2 separate regions of the Mus musculus genome follow, and region 2 is linked to region 1. The links are chromatin loops, found by intact Hi-C in ENCODE. Cell type or tissue: left cerebral cortex. All regions are shown on one strand. Each heading gives the region's core, and the rest is flanking DNA. Links, peaks and the distances in the headings are about the cores only.

Region 1 (8,000 bases), core at 1-8,000:
AGGCATTTTCTCAATTGAGGTTCCCTCTTTTCAGATAACTCAAGCTTGTGTCAAGTTGGCATAAGACTAGCCAGTACACATAGGAAGATGGCTCACAGTGGAGAAGAAGGGAAACACGACCTGCCTAAGTGGCCAAATTCATGTAGTCAATCAATCATCTGAAGATGGAGCCGGTTTATCCTGCCTCTGTAGCATCATTGTCAGAAGGCTGAATATGATATCCTTATTGGCCAGTGGTTGACATTTTCTTCTATCCTCTCCCTTATAAGTCTTCACATATCTCCTTAGCTGGAATTGTCCTTTTTCTCCCTTTAGACCCAGGTCATTATGTAACATCTGTGTAGAAGACGTTCTTGGACTTAGTGGTGTGTTTGTCTGTCTATGTGTGTGTGTGTGTGTGTGTGTGTGTGTGAGAGAGAGAGAGAGAGAGAGAGAGAGAGAGAGAGAGAGAGGGAGAAAGAGAGAGAGAGAGAGGGTGTGTGTGTGTGTGTGTGTGTGTGTGTGTGGTATATGCACATGTGAATACTCGCATCCATTTATGTGCATGTGGAGACCGGAGGTTAACAGCAGACATCTTCCTCTACTACTACTCTCGACTTTAGTTTTTGAGGCAGAGTCTCTCAACTGAACCCGGAACTCACCAATTAGCTAGATTGCTTGATCCGCAAGTCTCAGGATCCTCCTGTCTCTTCCCTTCTGTGCATCTGAGTGCCAGAGTACTAAGTGCTGGTTGGGTCTTTATGTGGGTGCTGGGGCTCTGTGCTCTGGTCTTCATGCTTCTATAACAAGATGTTTAACCACTGAGCTATCTCCCCACCTCCTGGCTGCAATCTATTTCTGTTGCCTTTTGGGCTCTAAATTCTCTTTGGATTCTTTCTGGAACATTTCCATATCACTGTTCCCTTGAAACCTTCTGAAGAATGACTCAGGTCTTTTTCTAACCCTAGACTAACAGATTACATGACCTTGTTGGTGTTCCTATTTGCTTAACACATAGGTACATGGGGATGAATGTACCACAGTGGAACTGTTGATATTTTTCCCTGTAGATTCACCCCTACTTCCTTTCAAGCTCCACGCTCCCCCACTCCCCACCCCCATCTCAGCCAACAGTGCTGCCATAGTACTGAAGTCAGAAATAAAGCTTTGTCCCTGAACTTTTCTCTCCTCTCAGCTCTGATCTGCCAGCTTACCAGGTAAGCCCCTCTCTCCAAATGGTTCCTTAAGCCTTGCCCATTCTCTGCATTGCCACAGGTATGGCTTTAGCCCAGGCAGCAGCTGTTGCTTTCTTGGAGACTGCATAGCTTCCAACCTTTCAGATTTTCCCAAGCCATGCCTGCATCTTGCTTACCCATTTTCCTTCTAAGACCATTTATTTCCATTGTTCTCCTACCATCGACAGCTAGTTAGTGCCTTCTAGAGCATTCTCTGATGATCAGCTTCAATGCCACTCCCTAGAAGGGGCTTTCTGGTCTCCCTTTCTCAATTCTACCCCAGTCTTCTTATTTTCTTCCTTCGTGGCAGCAATTACAGCTTTCAAATATCTTGATTATTTATTCTCTTCTTTCTATGGCTCTCACGGGTGGTAAGAATATTTGAGGACTAGTTGATTTTTGCAAAGTCCTCTGTTAGGATTAACACGGTGCACTTAACATTCACCCATAACTGAATAGATGGTCCTATCCGTGTGAGGGAAGCCGGGGTAGATTCTTAAGAGGGTGACTACTGCGATGGGCTTCTTCCTGGGGGGCTGTTCTGATGTGCTTTGTTCAGGCCTCTCTCAGCACATCATTAGATCAGATAGTGCTAAGTGTTTTCTAGTCTGCCTGCTTACTGTCTTTCAGATCTCTCCGAGGATCGGGACTAGCTTAATTTATTTTCACTTCCTCTTATTATCTCCATCCCAGGGAATGCTGGTGTAATTGAATTGTCTACTTTGGGAAAGAAACTCAGAAGGGCGTGGAGTGGGGGAGAAGAAATAGGCTTAAGCCAGTGAAAAGGCCAGGATTGGGAAAATGTGTCTTTTTGCTCCTTAGGAGGTGATCATCTTCATATGGTGCTGGTGGTCAATGATATATCCCTGCCCAGCAGTCAATAACCAGCCTTCTTATTGCTAAGAGTTAGCAGGGTTCAAGTAGGTTACAAAGCCACCCTTTGGGCAACAGCTCATCTCCTGAAGCCAAAAATAGATTTGCCATGTTCACCTGTGTCCCTGCTCTACTGCCTGGGAAAGACTACAAATTCCTCTCTCTGCACTTCTTTCAGAACACAGTGGATTCTGGTCAGATGAACATCACTGAGCCCTCGCCTTTCCTGAGACTGTCTGTCTCCCTTCAGAACTGTGTCTTTTCTTTTTCCTTGTTCTTTGCAAAGGGAAGCAAGAAGCTGGAATGAATTAGGCATTCAGATACAAAGAAGGGCTCTGAGTCAAAGTTGGTATTTAAATTGCATCAGTGAATAAAACCTGGGGCTTGACAGTTTAACTGCTTATAAAACTGATTTAGAAGAAGAACAGTTACCAGAAGCTGCCGGTTCTGTGGCTAAATTGTTGCTTTTGATTACTACAGAGCTTCTTAGAACATTTAATCATTCCCAGTGGAGTCCCCTTACTGTGACTTCCTGCAGGTAGAGAAATGACATCTTTAAGTATGTGTGTTTGCTGCTAATCCAAAGGAGAATGCTTTACACACACACACACACACACACACACACACACACACACACACATTTCCCCTCTGACATGGACTTCTTTACTTTCCTGGTGCTTGGCTGTGTTTGGGGGTATTTGTTTCGTTCTCTTGGGATAAGAGGGTGAAAACCATTCCAGGAACCGTCGGCAGGACAAACAGCCAGCATCTGAGCCTCCTAGGGAAGTCCTTAGCTGCGGCTTCCCTCATGGCTAGTAGGGTGCACGAATACTAAAAGCCTGCCAGATTCAAATCCAAGTCTGCAGGTTCTGAAATGAAAATAAAATCAAAGTATAAATTCTACATTTTGTAGTTTCCTCTGACACAGAGGCCATTGTAAGTCCCGAGAACCAGGCATGCACCCACGTACTATCTTCCTCCTTCGGGAGACTCATCATGCATTTCTAGTCAAACCACTGTCCAGGCCATCCACCAAACCACTGTCCAGGCCATCCACCATTGTTTGACAAACAGGCCCAACCATTTCTCCCAGCAGGGGGCGCTGTGGGGCTGATGACCACAGGCCGGGCAATGGGATTTTCCTGCCACTCTAAAGCAAGAGCCAGAGGGTGAATGGCTCTTTCCCAGTCCAGCACCAGCTGACCCCTGGATTTTAAAGAAGGAAAGGCCTGATACTTTGATTTTCAAACATTCCAAGTTACCCTGAGTTGTCAAATCAGCCAGAGATCCAGAGTTCTTCGGGGACTACCTTTTGCTGGGAGGAATTTGGCAGTCTTGGTTCTTGTTACCCATTTTGGCCCTAGATCCTCTCTCTCACGTTGTGCTCCTGGATTCTCCTCAGCCAAGTGCAAGAAGGAGCCTTGATTCCAGATTCAGGTACGTGTAAAATGTTTCTGTCTGGGTTATTGACAAACTGGTTTAAGGCGAAGGGGCGATTGTATGATAGATCTGGAGTTGGCTCTAAGGCTGAACGGAAAGGTACTTGAGGAAATAAAGAGAACATTTGAAAGCTTGGAGGCGCCCCAGAATAAATAGTTCAAGAATGAAGGCACAAAAACAGATATTCTTTTCAAAATGACTAACTAGGCACCCCAGAGGGCTAACTTGTGTTTCAAGCCAGTTGGCAACAAGATTAAAGTAGGCATGGAAACCCTGTTTTAGTTAAAGGATACTCTCCCTTAGGAGTCAGCGTCCATATGTCCTCTAAAGGGCTTTCCCCTCTGCCTGTGGCTAAGCTACGGAGGCAAACCAGTGAGGGGGGTGACTTGCTCACATTCTGAAAGCAGGAAAGTCACTGTTCTGCCCCCAGATGTAGTTTTAATGTCTCACTGGAGGCATTTTAAGTGAAGGCTTGGGATCCTTTTGCTACTGGCTCACAGGGTGTTTGTTGAATGGGTAAATGAGCGAGAGCCTCCGGAGAGAAAGCTTGTTAGAGGAGTCTTTATCATAAGAACTTCAGATTTCTCCATCAAGAGCATCTCAGATTACTTGGGAACAAACAGAAAGGACCAGAGAAGGAGAGCCAGCCAGCTTCACCGGCATGTGCTGTAGTGTTTGGCTGGGCCTTTGAATAACAAGTGGCTCCCAACTTGTTATTTTGCTCTGTATCCCACAGTTCATGGCTCCATTTCAGGGAGCCTTGCAGGACCAAGCTTATACGCAGTCCCCCTCATGGTGACCGTAAACAAGCTAAAAGATGAGAAGAGACCCCGAGAACGCCTGCTGCTTAACTGTATGCTAGAGTAGTCGAAGATGAAATACTTTGCATAAAAGAGCTCCTAGGAGCCAGCATTGCACACAGTTATGAGGAAGTTTGAATCCCTACTTAAACCCAAGAAAAACTTCCTGTCTCTTCACTCATTAGCTTAAGACTTCAGGAAAATTAATGAGCCTCTTTAAGGCTGGGTGTCATTTTTAGTTTTAAGTAGGAGCAATGCCACCTACTCAGCAGGGTTTGGCATAGAAGGTATATGTGAAGGACTCTAGGCCCAGTGCCCGGGAGGTGGACATCTCCCAGTAATGGTAACTGTCATTGTTCTTGGAACCATAACTCTCTGGTTACCTGTAGCCTTCTGTGCTTAGCTTGAGCCTTTCACCAGCCTCCTGACTTTCCAGGTTACTTGGTAACATGTAGTCTGCACCCACACGTATGTTTGCTAGGTCTTTTCCATAAAGCTATTGGCGATAAGATTAGAAAGCCGGCCCAGGTGTCTTTGATGGTGTGAGTGGTGTGTTTGCACCTGCGGCTGCCAGGATAGTTTCCCCCTCCGCTGTGCTTTCTACTCCTTACTTGTTAGAATTATTACACACGGTATTCCAAATCTCTGTCTCCTGTGATGGCTGCCCGGATTTTGTACCACAGTCTCGGGTAGAGACATCTACATAACATAGTCAGGTGAAGACGTGAAAAGACAAATCTTCAGGATAAACAGAGGAAAGAGGTCAGTTTGGATAGGTCAAAAGCAAGAAGTTGGGCTGAATAACTGAAGGCACTTGCTGCATTTTCCCAGGTGATTTAGGAAGTGTCTGTAGGAAGCCCGAGTCTGTTAAAGGGCGACTGTTGACTTTCTTAGGGATAAAAGGAGACTAAACTGGTCAGATGGCAGGATGAGGGGTAGGAGAAGGAGGGGAGGAAACATAAGGACACGCTAAAGGCGAATGTGGGTGGGTCTGCCCTTTCCACACGGTAGGAACAGATTGCAAGCCAAACATTTTTATTTTGGAAGCAACTTCTAGGTTGATGGAAATGCACTTGCATAAATCATGTGTCTCCAAGAACAACAAGGTGGCCCAGCTACAGGCAGATGCTGCCGGCCTAGGGAGATGCCCCTTCTAGCTATGAGGTCTCTGGGTGACTCTTCTGAAAGACCCTCTTACACTCCCAGGGCTGAGAGTTGAGTAGATAAAGCGGCTTCTGCCTCTTGCTGGGTAAGAGAATACTTTGCTTCAATGCAGCACTCCTGAGGTGAGATGGAGCTGGGGAGATGACTCAGTGGACTGTCTGCCTTGCCCAAGGACCAGCATCCTGGTCAAGAGCTGGGAGTTGTTGTGTATCCTTGTAATCCTGGAGTTAGAGAGGCAGAGACATGCAGATCTCTGCTTCAACCAGCTTAACCTATTTGATGGGTTCCAGGCCAGTGAGAGACATACCCTTTTAATAATTAAGGTGGATCGTGTCTAAGGGATGACACTGGAGGTTGTTCTCTGGCCTGCATGCACCCACGTACCCACATACATACATGCACACACAGAGGGGATTAGATGATTCACATCACATCCCAGATACAGTCAGACAGTGGGCTGATTTACTAATACAAGTTAAACTGGAGATCTCCAAACACCCATTGGAACAGCCTTGGTTAGCAGAATGTGGTGATGCTGTTGACTAAGAGGTAGGCCTTTGGAAGTGGAATGCTTGCTGTGGCTGACACTTTGAGTTTAGGTTATGCTTCCTTGGACCGGCACGTCATCTTCTAGTGTCAACCTTACCAAAGTGTTCAGTGGGTATGAAAGTAGGAAGTGGATGCGAAATTGACTTATATACTGTTAGAGATAACGCAGTGCTTCTAATGGTTGTCAACATGGTACTCAGAATGTTCCAGAACACTTGGCCTGCCTCTTTGCCAATCTGAAGTTCCAGGTCAAAAACTAATGTTTTGATCCCCAATCTCCCTGGCTGCTGGACCAAACAGCTTTCACAATATGCCTTCTGAGTTCTGAAGACTGGGGAAAAGAAAAAAATGAGGTTCTTCCATGTCTGAATTTATTTGGGCCACTTTCACAAGTTTCCATAAACTGATGGCTAATGAATAATTGAAGTTTTCTGTGCTTCTGGAGGCTGGGAAGTGCAAGGTCAAGGTGGTGGCAGAGTTAGGGTCTGATAAGGCAGATGACATTTTTTACCTGTGTCCTCAGGGAAATGAGGATGCTTTTTTTTTTTTTTTTATAATTAGGGTGCTGATCCTACTCCTGAGGGCTTCATCCTTGTGACTTCATCACTGCTCAGTGACAAGTGATAGTACCTAATACTATCTCTTTGGAGATTGGGATTTCAACATGTGGACTTTGGAAGGATGCACACACAGAATCACAGTATCGTGGCCAAAGCTTCCAGCAGTGGTTCAGAAAGGCCATAAGCCTCCCCTCTGTCCGTCTGTGTGATGGAGCAATAACTGACCACTTTCTCAGGTCCCTTACCTGGTCAGTTTGTGCTCTTGCTTCTCCTTTCTCGTGAGGGTGAAGCTGGGCCTCTCCCTAGGCTGGATGTCGGCTCCTTCTGCGCATCTTGCCCTAGTCACAGAGTGAGATGGAAGAGTTAGGTTCCCTTTGCTTCCCAGCCTCACACATACAGGTATGATGCCAATGTACAGATTCTATTAAAGACAAATAAAATAACATAATAATGGTAACTATAAACCTAGCTGGTTTCAGTGTTTAAAACAAAACAACTTGGAAGCTTTTTTTTTTATGGGCGGTCTCCTGAGAGATAACTCAATATGAGTGCCTGGCTTGAGCCCTGTCTTCGTCACAGGTCAGAGGCCTCTCCTCTGGTCTTTCCAAGAGGAGCTGCCATGACATGTGACATGATCCCAGTGTCCTAACTGCTCAGGAACAGTCCATACTTGTTCAGATCGGGTTGCTCTTGAAGTCAGGGCTAATCGCTGTGCGGGATGCAGCCAGAGGCACAGGCTGACTTTGCTCCCCGTGAGAGCGTCCCTCTCACTTGCTCTCTGGAACTGTCACTTCCCACAAGATGCCAGGTTCAGAGGGAAGTGAGTGGTCATTAGGGGCAGGGTACCCTCTAAGCCCACAAAGGGGAGGAATACTTTCCACAGACAATGTAACTTCCATCTGAGTTACTTGGGCTTCATAAAGAGTTGCCACGCCTTTGGGCAAAGCCCTTTCCTCCTTTACCAATGGCTTCTTATGTAACAAAATTGAAACACAGTATTGGGGTTCTCCAAGCCCAGGGACAAATGGCAGTGGTCACTCCTAAGAGACTGACCCAATCTCTGGCTTTCAATTTACTTGGTTTTCCATCTGCTCTTGGCCAGTGGATTGACAACCTTGCAGCATCCATGGAATCAAGGGAAGGTAAGACTATAGGATGCACTCTTCAGGGACAAGCAGGCATCTGCCCATCTGGTCAGTTATTGCTAGATCACACAGGCATTTTAAATAGGACAAAGTTCACAGTCTTCGAGCTGAAGTTAGGTTTTATTGTTGTTGTTTTCAACCAGGAGAATTCAGTTAGCTATTTGAACTTTCAGGTATTTGGTGTATTTTTAAGGTACCTCTGCACATCTGCATGTTCAAGTTCAAGCATTCCTCTCTGCATATTCACCATCCATA
Region 2 (17,224 bases), core at 3,618-11,617, 670 kb after region 1:
AGCAGTATGCAGCAAAACACTGAAGACTCTAGGCAGCAGCCATGAGGCTGATCCCAGTCACCCCAGGATGGCCAGGGGGCAGCTGACAACCCCCAGGATACTATGCCCCTGAGCCACAGTGCTCAGTGATTCCATGTATCAAACACATTTTAGACTTGTGTTACTTCCCACTTCGAAGGGGTTTGTCAGGGGAGAGCCCACTGTGAGTCTAGGAGCCTAAGGAGTCAGCTCAATACATGCGGAGAAAAATAACACTTGCTAAAATTCAACATATGGCTTACTATGCAAAGCTATTGGACATTAGGAAAAATAAGGTACATTAATAATCTGCTATTCAGTAGCCACAGTAAAATCCTGAACAATGAGTTCAAAGGAGGAACTTTGAAAATGTTCCCTCTGCATCTTCAAGTAGAAGAAGGAGGCTGGTTCTCGCCGGTCTCTATTCAGCAGCATCTACAGGGTGAGACAAGAACAAGAGATAAAGACAGGCAGGCTGGGGAGCCGACTCAGGGTGAAGGAGTGCCTGCTGTATAAACATAAGGGCCTGAGCTTGAATCCCTGTGTTAAAAAAAAAACAAAAAACAAAAAAACGGATTAATCCTTAACACTCAGACATGGCTGTGGCACCTGTGACTCCACCAATGTGAGAAGTGGAGACAGAAAGATTGCCAAGCTAGCCAGCAGCCAGCCTAGATCAGGCTCCTTGAGAGACGGTGTCTCAATGAACTAAGGCGTAATAGACAGGGTACCCAAAGTCTTCCTCTGGTCTCCACACATGCATGGGTGTTCACACCTGCACACATGTGTGTACGCACCACACCCACACCTCCACATACACATACACAATAAAAGAAAGAAAAAATAGAGACATAAGAATTGTTTTGTGGATTATATTCTTTTTCCTCAATAATTTAAAAAAATGTTTTAAGCATAGTTACCTCACTTCCCTCCTCCCGCTCCTCACTCCAGGTACTCCAGCTGTGTCCTGTCCCTCCAATCCCCTCTTTTTCTCCCTTGCTCCCTCTCATATTCATCACCTGTTTTACTTTGATGATGATGATAATTATTATTATGGCATACATATACATCATATACATATACTCATACATATATGTATAACATACATGTACATAAATACATAAATGTAATCTGCTGAGTCCATTTACTCATGCTTGTATGCATATGATTTCAGGGTTGACCATTTAGTATTGAACAACTATAATGGGGGCTTATCCCTGGGGAAGACTAACTCTCCCTCTCTTGGCAGTTGTTAGTTATCTGTAGTCTTTTGTTCAGGGGTGTGGCCCTATCAGAGTTCCCTCTTCCATGCTAGCATGCCTATTCACACTGTCATTGTTGGGGTCTTCTTTAGACAGCCATATTGTTGAGGTATCTTGGGTAAAGCCTTCCTGTTTGTTTGTTTGTTTGTTTGTTTGTTTGTTTTTTAAGAGACACAATCTCACAGCAGATTTCCTGGTCCTCTGGTTCTTACACTCTTTCTGTCCCATCTCCCATGATGTTGGTGAGATCCTTGAGCTTTGGGTGTGGGAGTTGTGTTAGTGATGTATCCATTGGGGCTGGCCACCATACCATCATTTGTTTGCTTTATTTTGACCACAGAAAACCACAGCTGGTTTTCTAAGCTAGCTTCTGCTGAAAAGGGAAGTTTCTTTGATGAGTAGTGAGAACCACATTTATCAGACAAGGAGGGCTCTTTAACAAGGCCTGGTCTTAGGCCACAGGTCTGGGGTTAGGCCTGTAGGTATCTCGATGTCAATTGGATGGAGAGGTCATACTCTTACCCTCATCAAAAATCCATGAAAAGCCATAGACAACTTTTATAATTCAAAAGTTTCCCAAGGGCAGGCAGGATGGCTCCACAGGTAAGGAGGTTTGCTGCGAAGTCTGATAAATGGAATTCGATCACCGAAACCTGCATGGTGTAAAGAAAAAAACAGTTCTTACAAGCTGTTCTCTGACCTCCAGACATGGATCTCTCTCTCTCTCTCTCTCTCTCTCAAACACACACACACACACACACACACAAAATAAGTGTAAAATAGTTTTCACAATGTTTCTGGGTGCAAAGTCAATAAAGAAAAATGAACATATGCTTATATACCAACCACAAACATTTATAAAGAAAAATTTTTTAATATTAAAAAAAGAAGGGAAGTTTTTAACAAGCTGCATGCAAGGCTCCTATCCAGAACACAGAACATTCTCAAGAGGAAGTGAAAAAGACCAGGGTCAAAAGATGAAGACGCATGCTATTGGTTTAAAACACTCCCTATTTTAAATGTTAATTCTCTTTCTCAGTGAAGCTATGTGTCAGATAAGATCTCAAAGACATGTGTGTCTCACAATATGTGTGTCTGAGTGTGGAGGCCACAGGTTTATGCTGGGTGTCTATCTTGATCACTTTCTGCCTTATTACATAATTCTTTATTTTTATACATGTAAGTATTTTTTAACGGACTCTCTCTCTCTCTCGTACAACACATTCTAACCAGTTCCCTCCCTCTCTCCCCCAGCTCCCCTCCTCCACTTTCCCCCCAAACCACTCCTCTGGGTCCCTTCAGAAAAGAGCAAGCTTCCCAGGGATATCAACCTAGCGCAGCATAGCAAGTTACAATAAGACTAGGCACAAACCTCAGATCAAGGCTGGATGAGGGAGGCAACCCCATAGGAGGAAATGGTCCCAGAGCAGGCAAGAGTCAGAAACACCCGGCTCCCACAGTTAGGAGTCCCACAAGAACACCAAGCTACACAACCATGACCAACATAGACCCAAGTAGGTGCTGTGGTTGTTTCAGTGTCTGTGAGCCCCGATGATCCCTGCCTAGTTAATTCTGTGAGCCATGTTCTTATGTTCTCATGGTCCCCTCCACTCCTTCTGGCTCCAACAATCCTCCCTCTTCCCCCTCCCATGGAGTTCCCCTGAGCTCCACCTAATGCTTGGTTGCGGGTCTCTGCATCTGTTCTGAATCTTTTTTCTTATTTCGTTTACTTCTTTTAATTTTTTTTTTTTGAGATTAGAGTATAATACTGTTTCAGCCTTCCATTTCTTCACTCCAAACCCCTCCTTGCTGTCTCTCAAATTCATGGCCCCTTCTTTCATTAATTGTTGTTACAAATATATGAATACAACCAACTCATTCTGCCTAATGTTGTTCATGTATATGTATTCTTGTGAGACATTCTCTCACTGAACCTGAAAAACTCACCAACTGGCTACACTCGGTGGCCAGCATGTCCCCAGAAAGTCTCTGTCTCTATCTCCCCAGTGATGAGAAGGCCATCAGGGCAAGATCTTTACATGGATGCTGAAGATCTGAATGCAGATCCTGGATGCTTGTATGGCAAGCATTTGACCAGCTGAGACAAATCTAGCTCCCACCTCCTAAAAAGACTTTGAAAGCTCGTAACCACTTTCTTACATTCATACAGAGTTACCAAGATTCAAGGCAAGCCGTGACCTTCTAGAAGGCAAAGCAGAGTTGGAGGGCCTGCTCTACCGGCTGCGGCATCTTGCTGTTAAACTGTAGTGATTAAGACTGTCATTTTCATTCAGGGATAAATAAATGGAGACAGTCGTCACTCGTGTTTTCCAATAGCATCCTCCCCTTCCAGGCACATGGCAGCCAGCACATCACTGCCCTTTGCAGGTGGGTGGAGCTCCCTGACTGGTTATGACATATGAACTGTAAGAGGAAGGGAATGATGGATGATGTTTGCACGATGAGTCAGTGAAGCCCATGGACCATTTCCAGTCTGTAGCCTGCATGGAGAGCTCTCCCTACAGTGCTGACTCCACCTTGGAAAGGCCATGTGCCATGATACATCTCCTGGGATCTGCCAAGGGGAAAATTAGTTTATCCGTGAATTGTTGAGGTTCATTGTTACCTCGCAGAAAAGCATAGCCTCTTCCTTTATAGACAGCATGCAGATACCTCGCAGAAAAGCATAGCCTCTTCCTTTATAGACAGCATGCAGACAGACTGCTGGATCACAGCAGCAACCAGTGGAGAGATCCGCCCATGTGTGGCCAACAGAGTTTTCGAGAAAAGGTCAAACTGAGAAATGCTGGAGAGAACATGGCTTGGTTGTCACTGAAAATTCATTTGAAAAGGAAATAGAACTTGTTCCTTCTTCTATCTGCCATACACAGAGATCAGCTTGGAGGTGGATTATTAACATACACATTTTATAAAAGGGTTTAGGCAAATTCTTCACAACTCTGGGAAAAGATTTCCTAGGGGAGAGTTAAAAATCATTATCCAAAAAGGAAAAGTAGTGGTGTACATAATATTACATTCCACAAGAGAAAACCATTTTGATAAAAGGAAATGACAAAGTGAAGGCCAACATTCTAATGGTAGTTACATGCAGATGACTGGGTTTCAGGCTGTAGTATCTTCCTAATTTTGCCTAGCCTATTTTTTTCCCAGTCTTCCACAATAACAGGTCCCTTCTGTAATACAAAAGAAGAAAATGAGTTGTCAGCTCTCATTTGTGTTTATATCAAGAACAGGCAGCCTGAAGTTAAATGTGGAGAATGAGAACATTGCAGACCCTTCTACCTGATTACTGTCCTCATGGTAGAACCTCAGCCTGTGTGGCAGGTGCGTGGAGGAGGACTGAGTAGTATGCAGGTGGATCCAGCAATTACTATGACTCTCTCTGGCTTTTTTTACATCCTGGTACTAGCATATCATCAAGAAAGCCATACTTGGTTTTTCAAACCTATTATAGAATCATGGTTTCTCTTCTTGGAAAGAGGTGTCCTTAGGGAGTTTCCTTCTTTTATTCTCTTCTATTTCTGGTCCCTTTAAATATATATATATATATTTATTTTTTTACTACTCTGTGTGTGTGTGTGTGTGTGTGTTCATCCATAGATAAGATAAGGGTATATGATGTGCCATGACACAATTGTAGAGATCAGAGGACATTTTTGTGGACACTTTTTTTACGTGGGTCCTGGGGATTGAACTCGGGTTGCCAGACTTGTATAACAAGACTTCCAGGGTGGGCCTGTATAGCAACCGTCCTCATCATCCCCATTACTGTTTATTAGGCACGGCAGCCAGACAGTGTGGCCAACCAGGTACGTTGTGTACTTCATCTGTTTAGTGCTCTCAGCAACGTTGGGGCAGATATTGAATTTTCCCTCTTTTAAATATGAGGAAATAGAGACTCAGTAGACACTAGATAGTTTGCCCAAGGGTCATAATGTAAAAGAGGGTGGCGTGGATCTGGGAATCCAGTCTGTCGGACTGGAAATCTCGGTACTACTTGTGTACCAGTAACTTCGGCACTGGCAGCCGGTGACTAGTCATCTGCATCTCACATGCTTCCACTTCAATGTCATAGCCTTTTGTGGTAAAACAGGAACCTGGATTTTTGAAGCCCATTTTTAATCTGGCCTCTGTGTTCCTCGTTTCTGTTTTTGTTTCTAGTGCCAAGGGACCCCAGACCTTCACACATGCTAAGCAAGAACCCTTCCACCATGTTACACGCCTAGCCCATGGCATCTATTTCTTCATTTGAGACACTGTCTCCCACAAGATGGAGATGGAGTAGTCAGTCCTTACTGCCACATGCTAAGTCCTTTTGTATCAAGGTGACACTCAGACCCCAGAACAGGGTGGCCCTTTATACACAGACTACCTCTTTGTGCTATTGTCCTTTTGTCCCCTGAGATACCCACTCCTCCTGTGCTTGCCCCCAAACAGATCCAGCAGTGTCTTGCCTGTTGGTGCTGGCCTCTGTCTACAAGCAACTCTTTCGTCCCACACGTTCACGTTCTGAGTAGCCTGTAGGTGTGACTTGGAAGCCACCAAGTCTCCAAGCCCTGAGCCTGCTCACCACCCCTGGGCCACCATGTCACAATCGGAAAATGATAAGATGCTGACTGGTGCTCTGGTCCGAAACTCTGACAAGTGCCTCTGTCAGAGCCTACACATGGGAGAAAGTGTCATAAGCAACTTCATGGCAGGAATGCTAAAAGATCTGCTCTGGAGTTAGGCAAAGCAGGGTGTGATGTTGGCTCTGTGCCTTCCAGCTGTGTAACCGTAGGCGAGTTATTTACCTTCTCTGATTTACCCTATTGGACCTGTAACACAGACAGAGTAATAACTGAACCAAATTTGTCAGCAGATATCGGTAATCCAAGCACTGTGGAAACTGAGGCGGGGGGGGGGGGGGGCATTTCTCCTGTGTTCCAGGACAGCCTGAGCTGTATAGACAGACAGCTCCTGACTCAAAAAAATGGCAGTAGGATCTATTTCATGGTGTTGTTGGAATAATGTGGCTCTATGATACTAACTGATTAAAATGGAGACTGATCTACAAGAAGCACTAAATAAGTACTTATTATTATCATTATTAGCTGCAAAGCATCTACGGTGAGATGTGAGATTGCTTGGCGAGTTAATAAGCGATTACTTGGAATGACTTTTCTCCTCTACCGGATCACTTGGCTGCTGGATGGCTTTGAACATATTCATCTGCTATTGGAACCTCAACCACTGCAGCATGCCCGGGTTTGCATAGACACTGGCGCTTGGCAAGCTGGAGCCAGGAAGCTTAAGAAGCTATGCTAGCTCATCAAAGAGCATGAGACATTGGGAAAAGCCATTTAAAGTCAATTGGGCTGTTTACATGCAAAGAAACTTAGCAAGAAGACAGACTCCAGAGACCTTCCTTGCTCTGACCTCAGTTTCCCCATCTACAAGAGAAGGCTCCCATCGCACTGTCTCTCTCTGAATTCCTTGCCTGCAAAGGAGGTCCTTGATTCTGCCAGGACAGTCTTAACAGCCAGCCCTGGGCATGTGTCTGCAAGGCCAACTTCTGCAAGGCCAGGCGGCACTTGGCATGGGCCAGAGTTTTGCAGGGTTCTTCACACAAACCTTCCATCTAGGGCACATCTCCATGACCTCTGCAGCTTCCTAATACCCAACAGTTCCCATAGCTCCCTGATGACACTGTCTGCAGCCACTGAAGACATCTTCAATGAAGACCTCAGTCCTCACAAATATGCCTCCTTCCAGCAGGTGCCCTGTCTGTCTGCATCACTAACTTACCCAGAGTTTTCAGAAAGAACGTTCTTTGCTTCCCTATTGATATGGATATTATTTTGCACTTTAGGGGAGAACAAGTGTGTGTGTGTGTGTGTGTGTGTGTGTGTGTGTGTGTGTCTCTGTGTGTGTGTGTGTGTGTGTGTGTCTGTGTGTCTGTGTGTCTGTGTGTGTGTGTGTGTGTGTGTCTGTGTGTGTCTGTGTGTCTGTGTGTCTGTGTGTCTGTGTGTGTGTGTGTGTGTGGTTTGTCTGTGTTAAAACTTGGCATTTTTCCAAAGCAAAACCTTGCTTTAGGGTTAGGAAGACATTGCCATCTAGTGGCTGCATGCAGAAGTAACCAGACTGCAGCCAAAGAGTCCCTAAAGCTTGAATCCAACTCACTGACTTTCCCAATGTCAAGAGAGGGTTTTGGACTGTCGAGACTGGAACACACAGACCTACTGATCTCCCCGCCCCCAGCAGGGGAACCCCATCCCCTGGCCTAAAATGCTCCTTGGACTGAGGCTGGCAGGACCAGAATTGTTTCCATCCCTTGTGCCCCCTCCTGCTTTTTATCAGCATTGCGGGAGGCAGAAGAGAAAGATCAGCCATCTCTCCTGGCAACCGGCTAAAGGCTTTTCTGAGATAAGGAGGAGGCAGATAAGGAACCGGAGGGAGAGAGAAATCATTGATGGGGGAAGTGAAATGTCTTTCTTGTGTTCCCAGTCCAAGGATGGTGGCTCATGCTTTAACTCTAAAGCAAATAATGGAAGACACTTTCAGTTTGTGAAGCTTTTTTTTTTCTCTAAAATATCGATTTTGTCTCCCCCCCACCAGCCTAACTCATTGTACAAAATAATGGGTGTCATTAAGATGTTTTCAAACATGTATTAATGTGCTTTGGTCATTCACCTCCTGTGTTACCCTTCTCCTCTCTCCTAACCCCAGTCTTTCTCCCAATGGTAAGGATTAGGGATCTCAAAGAAGTAACTTCAGAAAGGAAAACCCATCACTTATGCAAAGTGTGACAATCCATTCTTGTGTAAATGGAGCCAGGAATCACAGACCTCCTTAGTTCCAACGCTTGTATTTGCATATAGCTTTGCAGTTCACTACACGCATTAATGTACTTAACATTCTTTAATCTTTACAAATACCCCCATGGACGGAATTATTAGTCATGAGCGACGAGGAAATAGAGCTTGGGAGACATTGAGCAATTTTCCTGAAGTCACACAGCTATCAATGGCAGCACTGGCTTCTCTTGCTGTCCGGACAACGTGCCAAGTGCTTCTGAGGAAACTATGGCTTCTCCCATAACTATGGCTTCTGGGGAGCAGCTAGAGAGTCTGTCACCCCGAGTTATCCCTGCCTGTCACCTACAGCCCCCCAGTCTCCCTGCAACCACTCCTACAGCTGTTTGCCTGACTGCCCAGCATGTTAGAAAACCCTATGACCCTGGCCATCATTTACAATTGGCTTAGAGACAACGCTCACATTTTTTGAGAGAGCAGCACAGCAGGGCACAGCATCACCCTTGCTTGGCGGTGATGGGGCCACCAGCCTGGATCTGTTGTACCGTTGGGAGAGCTTTCTGTGGACTTGTTCTGTCACCCCCTACCAGATAGTGCTTTGGTAAATGTCCTGATATCGATTCTCATATTCTCGTTCTAGTGTTTATAAATACCAGCTGTCCTCCTGATGCCCCACCCTCTGAACATCATGACCTGAAACCTGTACTCTCATGCTCTACTCTTCTGCATCCACCCTCCCTCTGTGAAGAAACAATTCAGCGTCTAAGTACCATCTCTAGGCTGATGATTCCCAAATGGAGACCCACAGCCCACCTCTCCCCCTATACACCACGCTCACAACGGCTTCTCCTGAGCATCTGCAACGTGACAGTTGGCATGTCCACACCCAAACTCATGACTGACCAACTGGTTCACAAGTTTTCCCATCCCAGTAAATGGTAATTCTACCCTCTTCCTCCCATACTCCAAATCACTACACTGGATTCATCCCTGAGTTCTTCCATCCCACCCAAGGCCAGCCTCTGAGAAGCTTGCCTGCCTCCGTAGCAAATTTAGAATATGCTTCTTCCCAGCTACCCTCCTGCAGACGATTCCAATAGCCTCTGACCTGGTCTCCCGTATGGCAGCTAGAGCCATATTTGGAAGATGTAACTCAGAGCAAAACACACCCTTGCTCAGACCTTGCAAGAGGCTCCTGTCCTGCTCTGTGATCTGGGCCACCTACTATGTTACCCTACCATCCAGACTGCCACCTTCTCTCACTAGAAATTTCAGGGACTAAAAACATGGATTTTGTTCATTACACGCAATAACCTATCGTTTATGCCAGGACTGGAGTACAGGAGGTACATGGGGGATCGTAACAAGACCTTTGACCTCAGCCTGGTTCATTCATCTACAGCACCTGTTCCGAGCCTGACCCAACTGCCTCCTTCTGCCCTTTCAGTCAGCAGTTCTTACTCAGTGCTCCATGGCCAAGACTTCCCATGAGCCCAGGGGCTTCTCTCTATCTCTCTCTACTCCCCAACTCCAGCACAAGCCGATCTATAGGTGTGCCCTCCACCCTTGCCTCCTCTCCAACACGAGATTTCCCAATGACCAGGACATCATCACATTGGCCGTTCTGCCCTTCCCCACCCTCCATGGTGCCAGGCAGCAGAGCCAACCAGGAACCCGGAACACCTGGCCTCGATGAGGCACCAGGTGTGCTCAGGTATCGGCCAAGTCCACAGGAGTTAGAAGCTGACAGTTCTAAGCTCCTGCCATGTGCCCCAGTCCCACCTCTAAGTGAACAGGAAGGAGAAACTAAAAGGAGAGGGGAAATGGGGAGCTTTTCAGAAGAAATGAGGAACATCGCTTGCAAGGGTGGGCTGGGTTTGCCTTGGAGAAGAGAACCCTCATTAGGGGAGAATAAGAATTCTAAAGACCTGCCCCCTCACACCTGCCATGTTATTGGGTAATTCAGTCTAATCCCTTTAGGTGAATGATAATTCATTACTAAAATACAAACAGGCCCTGGGTTAACAATCCTTTTCCAATAAGGGGCTGGACACTAATATTTGGGTTTACACCTGTATGGGGTCTTTACTTACAAAAACAGGGGGAGTTCAGATATTGGCCCCAGACTATAGTTTACTGAGCTTTATTTTAGAATTATTTTTAAGTGGTGGAGAAATATAAATACTGCTGTCTAAATTCCAATGTGTATTTGTGGCTAATCCACCAAAACCTGGGGAAATAGCCTCGTGGTCTTTGAAAACTTCCCTTTAGGTCAGCAAAGAAGTTACTCGCATCATTGACACTGTAGAGAGCTTTGTTCTCTCAGTTGCTTCCTACTTAGTAACAGAAAGGAGGATTTGGATCACACTCTTAAAAACAACAACGAAAAAGTGTATGCATTCACAATCTACAGTAACACATTGACTACTCATGGACCTAAAGATCCCAACAGGGCAAAAGCCAGCAAAAGTATTGAGTCAACTCTAGAGGAGTTATAGTAAAGAGGATTGTGTCTCTCAGTGCCATCTGCAAGTTGTCTTTACACTTTCTGTCCATCAGCCAAGGCCTAGCCACATATTTCTGAATGGGACTTGCTTTCTTCATGCAGTTACAACCACTCTAAGACCAGGAAATAGAAGGTTTTGTCTTTAAAGAACAACTCTGTGTCACCGCAACACTCTTTTTTCATTCTTTGGTCCCTGTCCTGTCTACTTGACAGTTTTGGAAAGGTCACAAATACTTGCATCTGGGTTCCAGGGTCATCCTCAGGGGAACCCCAGTCAAGAGCCATGAATGGGGTCTTCAGTGCCTATACTCTCTTTTCAAACTGAAAAGCAGAGGCCCACATCAAGTGCTTACCGACTGCTTCTGAGAGACAAGTCCTCTTTTCAAATCATGTTCTAACAAATGTGACATAGGAAATCCAGGCAACATGTCTGTGTTCTGACTACATAAAGGTTTTTAAACATTGACTGATAATCCATGAAGTTAAATGATTTGGCACAATATCTAAATTTTAATAAAATATAAATCCAGTTTCAAATGTCAAAACAAGTTTCACTTGTTCCTGAAGACTACAATTTCTGGTAGCAACAGAGAATTGGGCCACTCTAAAAGTGGTTTTGTCTCCTTAGAAATCCATATCCTAGTTTGGGGACAATCAAACATCTTGCTGCTTTTAGTATATCCAACAAGTCAAGGACAGTCCTGTAACTGTGACTATGAGACTTGTGTACAATTCTAGAACTTCCCTGTACTTCCCTTTGGTTTGGGACCCTGTTTGCATTGCAGCTGAGGTTGTCAGGCTGTGTGCTATTAAAGGCAGTAACTGTGTTTGGGTCTTACTCACTCAGTGAGTGACACACTACACAACATAATATGGAGACTCTTCCAGGCAAGGGACATTTGTATATAACTCATCATCCCCAAACAATACACGGAAAACTACAAATGCTCAGTCCATTCTTGGTCAGAGAGAAGCATGTTAGAGTTTGAATTTGAAAAGTGCCACCCTCAGTTTTATGTTCTGAATACAAGTCCCCACCTGGTGGCATAGCTTAAGGATGGTTCAAAAGTTTAGCGGGTGGTCCCTAGTAGAAGGTAGGTCACTAGGTACAGGTGTGTGTGTGTGTGTACATATACATACATATTATATATTTACTATATTTTATATAATGCGTGTATGTATGTATATATGTATGTGTGTACACATATATACATATGTATGTAAGTATACACATACATAGTCCCGACCCTTTTCTGATTTGTTTTCCTCTTCTTGTCTGCCATGAAGATTCCCCCTGCCATAGTGCTCTTCCCAAGCACATGGAACCAAGTGACCATGGACTGACAACAACCTTTCACCTCCTTAAGTTGTTTTCTCAAGTATTTTGGTCACAATGATAACAAGTTACTAGGCAGGAAGAACAGTGGCTCTGTTCAGAACCGAGCTCTGATCTGCATGGCCTTGAACACAGCTCTTGCTCACTGCCTCCTGAATCCTTCCCTTCCCTCTGCACTCTCCACTGGCATCCTTGTTTTATGCAGTATCCCCTCTCATGGCTGTTTGGAGAGCCATTTTCTCTGAGCTCTTCCAATGGCATGCCCTCCATCAGAGTCTGAACAACAATGAATTCTTACAAAATGTATCTTACCACACACCCCCTAATTGTTTGCAAACCCTTCAGCTCCTCCACCAAGATAATCGGCAGGTTCATTTAGAGAACACACAATACTTTACAAGATGCTCCCTGGTTGGTCTCTGTACAGCCATGGGCCTTCTTTTTCTTAGGGCTGCCACTCTGGTCTTTCAGCTCCTCCCTTAGGCAAATCCCATTCCTACCTCTGAGCCTTAACTTCTGTTTGGCCTTCCCTCTGTCCCTTCCACTTCATTTCATCTGGCTTCCAATCTCCCTCATTTGACAGACAGAAATGTGGGACCTCCAGAGAGCTGCCTCTAATTCTCCAGGCCACAACAAGTGGCCTCCTTTAGATGTCCTTACAGTATATTAGACAGTAATCTCAAATATATGTGTTCAATATTCATCATCACGAGGTAAACTGGAAGATCCAAGAGGCCAGGGACACATGCCTGTGCGTGTCACATTTCTGTCTCCTAGCAGCCAGAACGTGTGCATCCGTGTATTGAGTGGATGCTGCAGAAGCTGTTTCTCTCCCACTGTTTCCTCATTTACAAAGGTCAAGAACTTCCACTTCACAAGACTGCTGTGAGGACCGAAGCAGATAGCCTGCGTGAAAGCCCTGGAATTGTGTCTTGCCTACAAGTAGACAATAAATGTTTGTTGAATGACTGACTATAAGCACGATAGCTTCTAAGATGCCACCTTTTGAAATGGGTCCAGCATGAGGGCTGGGTCAGTAATTAGCACTTGTGAAGATTTCTTTATTAGGTGATTAATGCAACTTAAACCTTGGGTGTTGAGGCTAAGGTATTATTAAGGTAAGTGTTGATTGGCATCTGCTGGGTATAGGCAGGTGCCTCATGCCAGGCCAGGACACACAGGAGTGTTGTCCTGGGGGATGGGTTCACTGTGATCTTAACAGGCAGATAAAATGGAATTATCTGGAAAATGCATGGGGAGCTTAACATGAATGGTGTTTCTAGGCTGCTAAGTTCCAGATTTGGCCCAAAGGTTTTTACCTTTTGATAGTTTGTTTGTTTCACTCTTTCTTTAAAACGTAATAGTAAAGTCAGGTGGTGGTGGTGGCAGCAGTGGTGCCTTTAATCCTAGCACTCGGAGGCAGAGGCAGGAGGATCTCTGAGCTGGAGGCCAGCCTGGTCTACAGAGTGAGCTCCTGGATGTCCAGAGCTACAGAGAGAAACCCTGTCTCAAAATAAAAACAAAACAAATAAACAAAAAAAGTTATAGTAAATAAACCAAGCTGAGGAGCTGGCTCAGTCGATCTGAGTGTTTGCTGTGCAAGTATTATGACCTGAGTTCAAATCTCCAGCATCCGTGTAAAAGGCTGGACATGCCAGCACACCTGCCTGGTAACTCTAGCGTCCTGTGGGAAGGAGAGACAGAAGGACCACTGAGACTTGCTAGCTAACAGCCTAGCTTCAAGTCCAGTGAAGGAGTAGGGCAGAGTGAACTGGATACCTTCCTCTGGCCTCCATGGGCACATGATATTGTACCCACATACATCATCAATGTGGTGTATGATATATCACACACACACATGCAAAAGAAATAAGCAGTATGCTCAGTCAAGATTAGGGAATAAACTAAATAAGACAAGAATACATAGCTGGTCTATTACAGGAAGTGAAAGACTAGAAGTCATAGAATGATAAAGATGGGGAAACTGGAGTAGACAATCAAGCACCCAGCCAGAGCACCACCAACCAGGTTGGAGGCCTCAGGAAAATATCTCAGCAGAGAACAACAAAGAGGAATGTGAGAGAAAGGGCTGGAGGAATAATGGTGATGGGTAAGTAGAAAACCAAGCAAAGAGGGGAGGAAATCATGAATTCCATGATGAGGTTGGGGGCAGGAAGTTGAGGAGGATGAGGGAGAGCAAAGGGAATACAATGTAATTGTTATGACAAATGAGGTTATCAACAGGCGATGTCACTACATGAAGGAGGGGCAGAGTGGACCTGAGGTGAGGAAGAGCCTGTGAGTGAACACATTCTTATTTTTAATGGGAATATACTCAAGACATACTGGATAAGAAATACAAAATGCCAGAGAAGTCATGTAAACATCTTACTGAGAAGTATGGCAAGGACTCTAGCCAGAGCCAGAGGAGTTAGAGCTAACGCCTGCGAAGAAGCTTATGAAAGGCTGTGTTACTATTTGAAGGCTTAAACTACACATGTGTGTTTATTTGATTAAAATATAGTAAGGTAGGAGTTCGAAAGGTAGCTCAGTCAGTAAATGTTTGCCTTGGGAGTGAGAGAACCTCAATCCAGTGCCCAGAACCCAAGTGCAGGGCCTGTGCTGTATTGTGAGTCTAATCCCAGCCCTGGAGAAGTGGAGACAGGCAGAGCCCTGGTGCTCACTGGTCAGCCAGCCTAACTACTGGGTGAGTTTAAGCCAGTGAAAGATCCTGTCTGAAAACAGAAAGGGAAAAAGGGAGAGAAAAGGAGAGAGCATGTGAGGAATGACACCTGAGTTGTCCTTTGGCCTCTGCATGCACAGGCATGTGCACGGCACACACATAAACATACATACATGCACACACATACATGAAAACATACCATCATAAAATACATTTAAAAGTAACCAAGGCTAAGTAAGGCATGACCGTGTTTGAAAAATACATTGTTTTTCTCTATTTTACAAATTTAAAAAAAAACTCAACTTTATCTTTTCATATGAGAGAAAAATAAAATTAGCTTCTCATAACCCAAAAGGAAACAGCAGCTGTGAGCAGCAGCAAAATTGGGAAGTATGCTCCAGAAAGAATATGCAGAAAGGAAGGAGACCATCCTTGGTGGAGGATTGGGCACAAGTGATGAACCATCTTCTAGAATGTCACACAGTGGTCGCCCAGGAAACTGCTCAGCTTCCCCAGTACCCTTAGCACCAGCACCACACTGTTCTGAGTCACTTGTGCCGTCCTTACAACAGCCCCCCTCCCAGTACTTCCTGTACCTCCCCCATATCCCAGTTCTGAGTGAGTGGCTTTACATATGCTGTACACATACACATAAAACCTCTATTATAACTATATATAGTATAGATTACCTATAATAACAGTGTTGTGTGTTATTCAATAAATTCATGTTGTGCCTCATTGCCAGCATCCATGCCCAGAACCTCTTCAACCTACTGCACTGAACCACTGAGCCTATTAACAATCGCTCCCTGGTTCCTCCTACACAGCCCAGACTGCCCTAAGTGCCTTATGGAAGTATTTTGCCTTTGTACTTTGTACTCTGTCTGTCTGTCTATCTGTCTGTCTGTATATATGACCTTCATGTATTAAAGGTCCCCTCCTTCTTTTGGAATATCAGCCCTTTTATACTACATATCACAGTCCTCTCTAGACACTCAGTTTAAACTATGGAAAGTAATGCTGTTGGGAACACAGGTGCATATACCTCTCTCTGAGACCCTGCTATCCACGGGAATGGGGTGATGAGGATACACACCCAGGAGGAGAATTGCTGGATTATATGTAGCCTGTTTCTAACATGTGAGTGACCACCACGCTGCTTCTCCCGGTAGCCATACTGTTTTCACTCCCTGCTAACAATGCTCCAATGTTCTAACTCCCTCATATGCTCAACACCTTTTGTTTTCTGGGGTAGGTGGTTTCAAAGTGGTATCAAGTGGGTTTGTGGGGGGGTCCCCTTGGGCTGTTTAACTCATGTTCCACACTGCTGGCTGAGACCCTGAGCTCATAACACCTTCTGTCTTTAAATGGAGAAAGAAGCTCAAGTTGCAGGGTTATTTTAAGGATCAGCTGAGGCATAGCAGAGTAGCACATCTTAAATGTCCAGTAAATGCCAGCCGCTTTCATTACTTGAGTTCATTAGGTGTCTGAGTACAGGGAAACCACCTGTGACAATCATTCTTGGCATGTGTATTATTGATTAGCATACTTGACTGATTTTTCATTTTTAACTAATAATTTGCATTTGTGTTTTAAACATAGTCAATGGTACTGAAAGATTTGCCAAAAGCACCTCCAACAAAATGGCATCTCCCCGTTAGCCCCGCCCATGACCAGTCTACTGTCACTCCCCATATCTGCTCCTAGGGGGCGACACATCCACCTCTTCTAGTTTTCCTTCTGATAGTCACATCTACATTTTGTTTAAAATCGTAGGTCTTTGCTTTAATCACTTGACACATCAGTTTTAAACACCAGCAGAAACAAAGATCAGCTCCCATAACTCCCCTCTGCCCCCACGCTTCTCCCCAACTGTCATGGCTTTGGCTTAATGTGCTAATCAACTCTTGCATTTCCAGAACTGTGTGTACCCTTCTCTTTTCACCCAGGAGTCAGTTTGCCCAGCACAACTGTCTTTCCTATCCTGAAGGCTGGTGTCTGTCTTTCCAAGAGTTAGCCACTGCCTGTGCCACTGTCCTACTTGGTTTTCTCTGTGACTTTTATGGTTTTGCTTTTGTTTTTAGGAATGTAACGATTTGGCTGTTATGTACATTTTACTACTTTCTAAACATGTCAGCCACAAAGACCACCTTTCATTTCTTCTCCTGGTGCTGTTCTGTCTGGAACTGTTGATCTCTTGTCTCCCTTGATGCATCTCTTGGTGTCCCTCTGGCTGTGTCCCTATATTGTATGATGTCTGTATTTCCCAATCCCTGTTCTTCTACGTTCTTGATTTATGTCCTGGTTCTGTGGAAATGTGTTTTCCAATAACTCCCGGGGTTGGGTGCACCAGGTAAAATTTTAGTCTCTATATCCCTAGAAATATTTTAATTCTCATTTCACTGCAGGGTTTCAAAGGAGCTGACTGTGAGATTTCAGTTAAACATTTTTCTCTAGGAGAGTTCAAGACATTGTGTCTTTGTTGTTGCTGCTGCTGCTGTCGTTGCTGCTGCTGCTGTTATCATTTGGGTTTTTATTTTTCTTACTCTTTAGCATCCAATGTTACTGCAGAGAAGCCCAACACTGTTCTTAGATCAAGACATT

What was found. Peaks named below come from ENCODE experiments on the same cell type or tissue, not always from the same donor. Only the 100,000 strongest peaks of a DNase experiment are listed, where the experiment ranks them.
Region 2: it touches region 1 in a loop (5-fold over the local background); 19 of 42 quality-filtered maps call a loop at or near these places.

What each region holds. Positions count from the first base shown.
Region 1 is chr2:102,672,286-102,680,285 of GRCm38, forward strand. The region is part of intron 1 of Slc1a2 (solute carrier family 1 (glial high affinity glutamate transporter), member 2); the gene reads left to right. LOC115489466 (a long non-coding RNA gene) reads left to right here. Exons shown (of 2, transcript XR_003953884.1): 2 at 1-8,000. Among named protein-coding and RNA genes, the nearest start is that of Slc1a2, 18 kb to the left of the region's middle. In left cerebral cortex, for the core only: a CTCF peak has its summit at 3,178 (motif pointing right); DNase peaks (open chromatin) are centred at 2,382, 3,177, 3,980, 4,139 and 2 more places; H3K4me3 peaks cover 2,173 bases; H3K27ac peaks cover 6,064 bases.
Region 2 is chr2:103,340,098-103,357,321 of GRCm38, forward strand. A930006I01Rik (RIKEN cDNA A930006I01 gene) reads right to left here. Exons shown (of 3, transcript NR_040332.1): 2 at 1,803-1,933; 3 at 1-453. Among named protein-coding and RNA genes, the nearest start is that of A930006I01Rik, 24 kb to the right of the region's middle. In left cerebral cortex, for the core only: a CTCF peak has its summit at 7,424 (motif pointing left); a DNase peak (open chromatin) is centred at 7,422; H3K4me3 peaks cover 195 bases.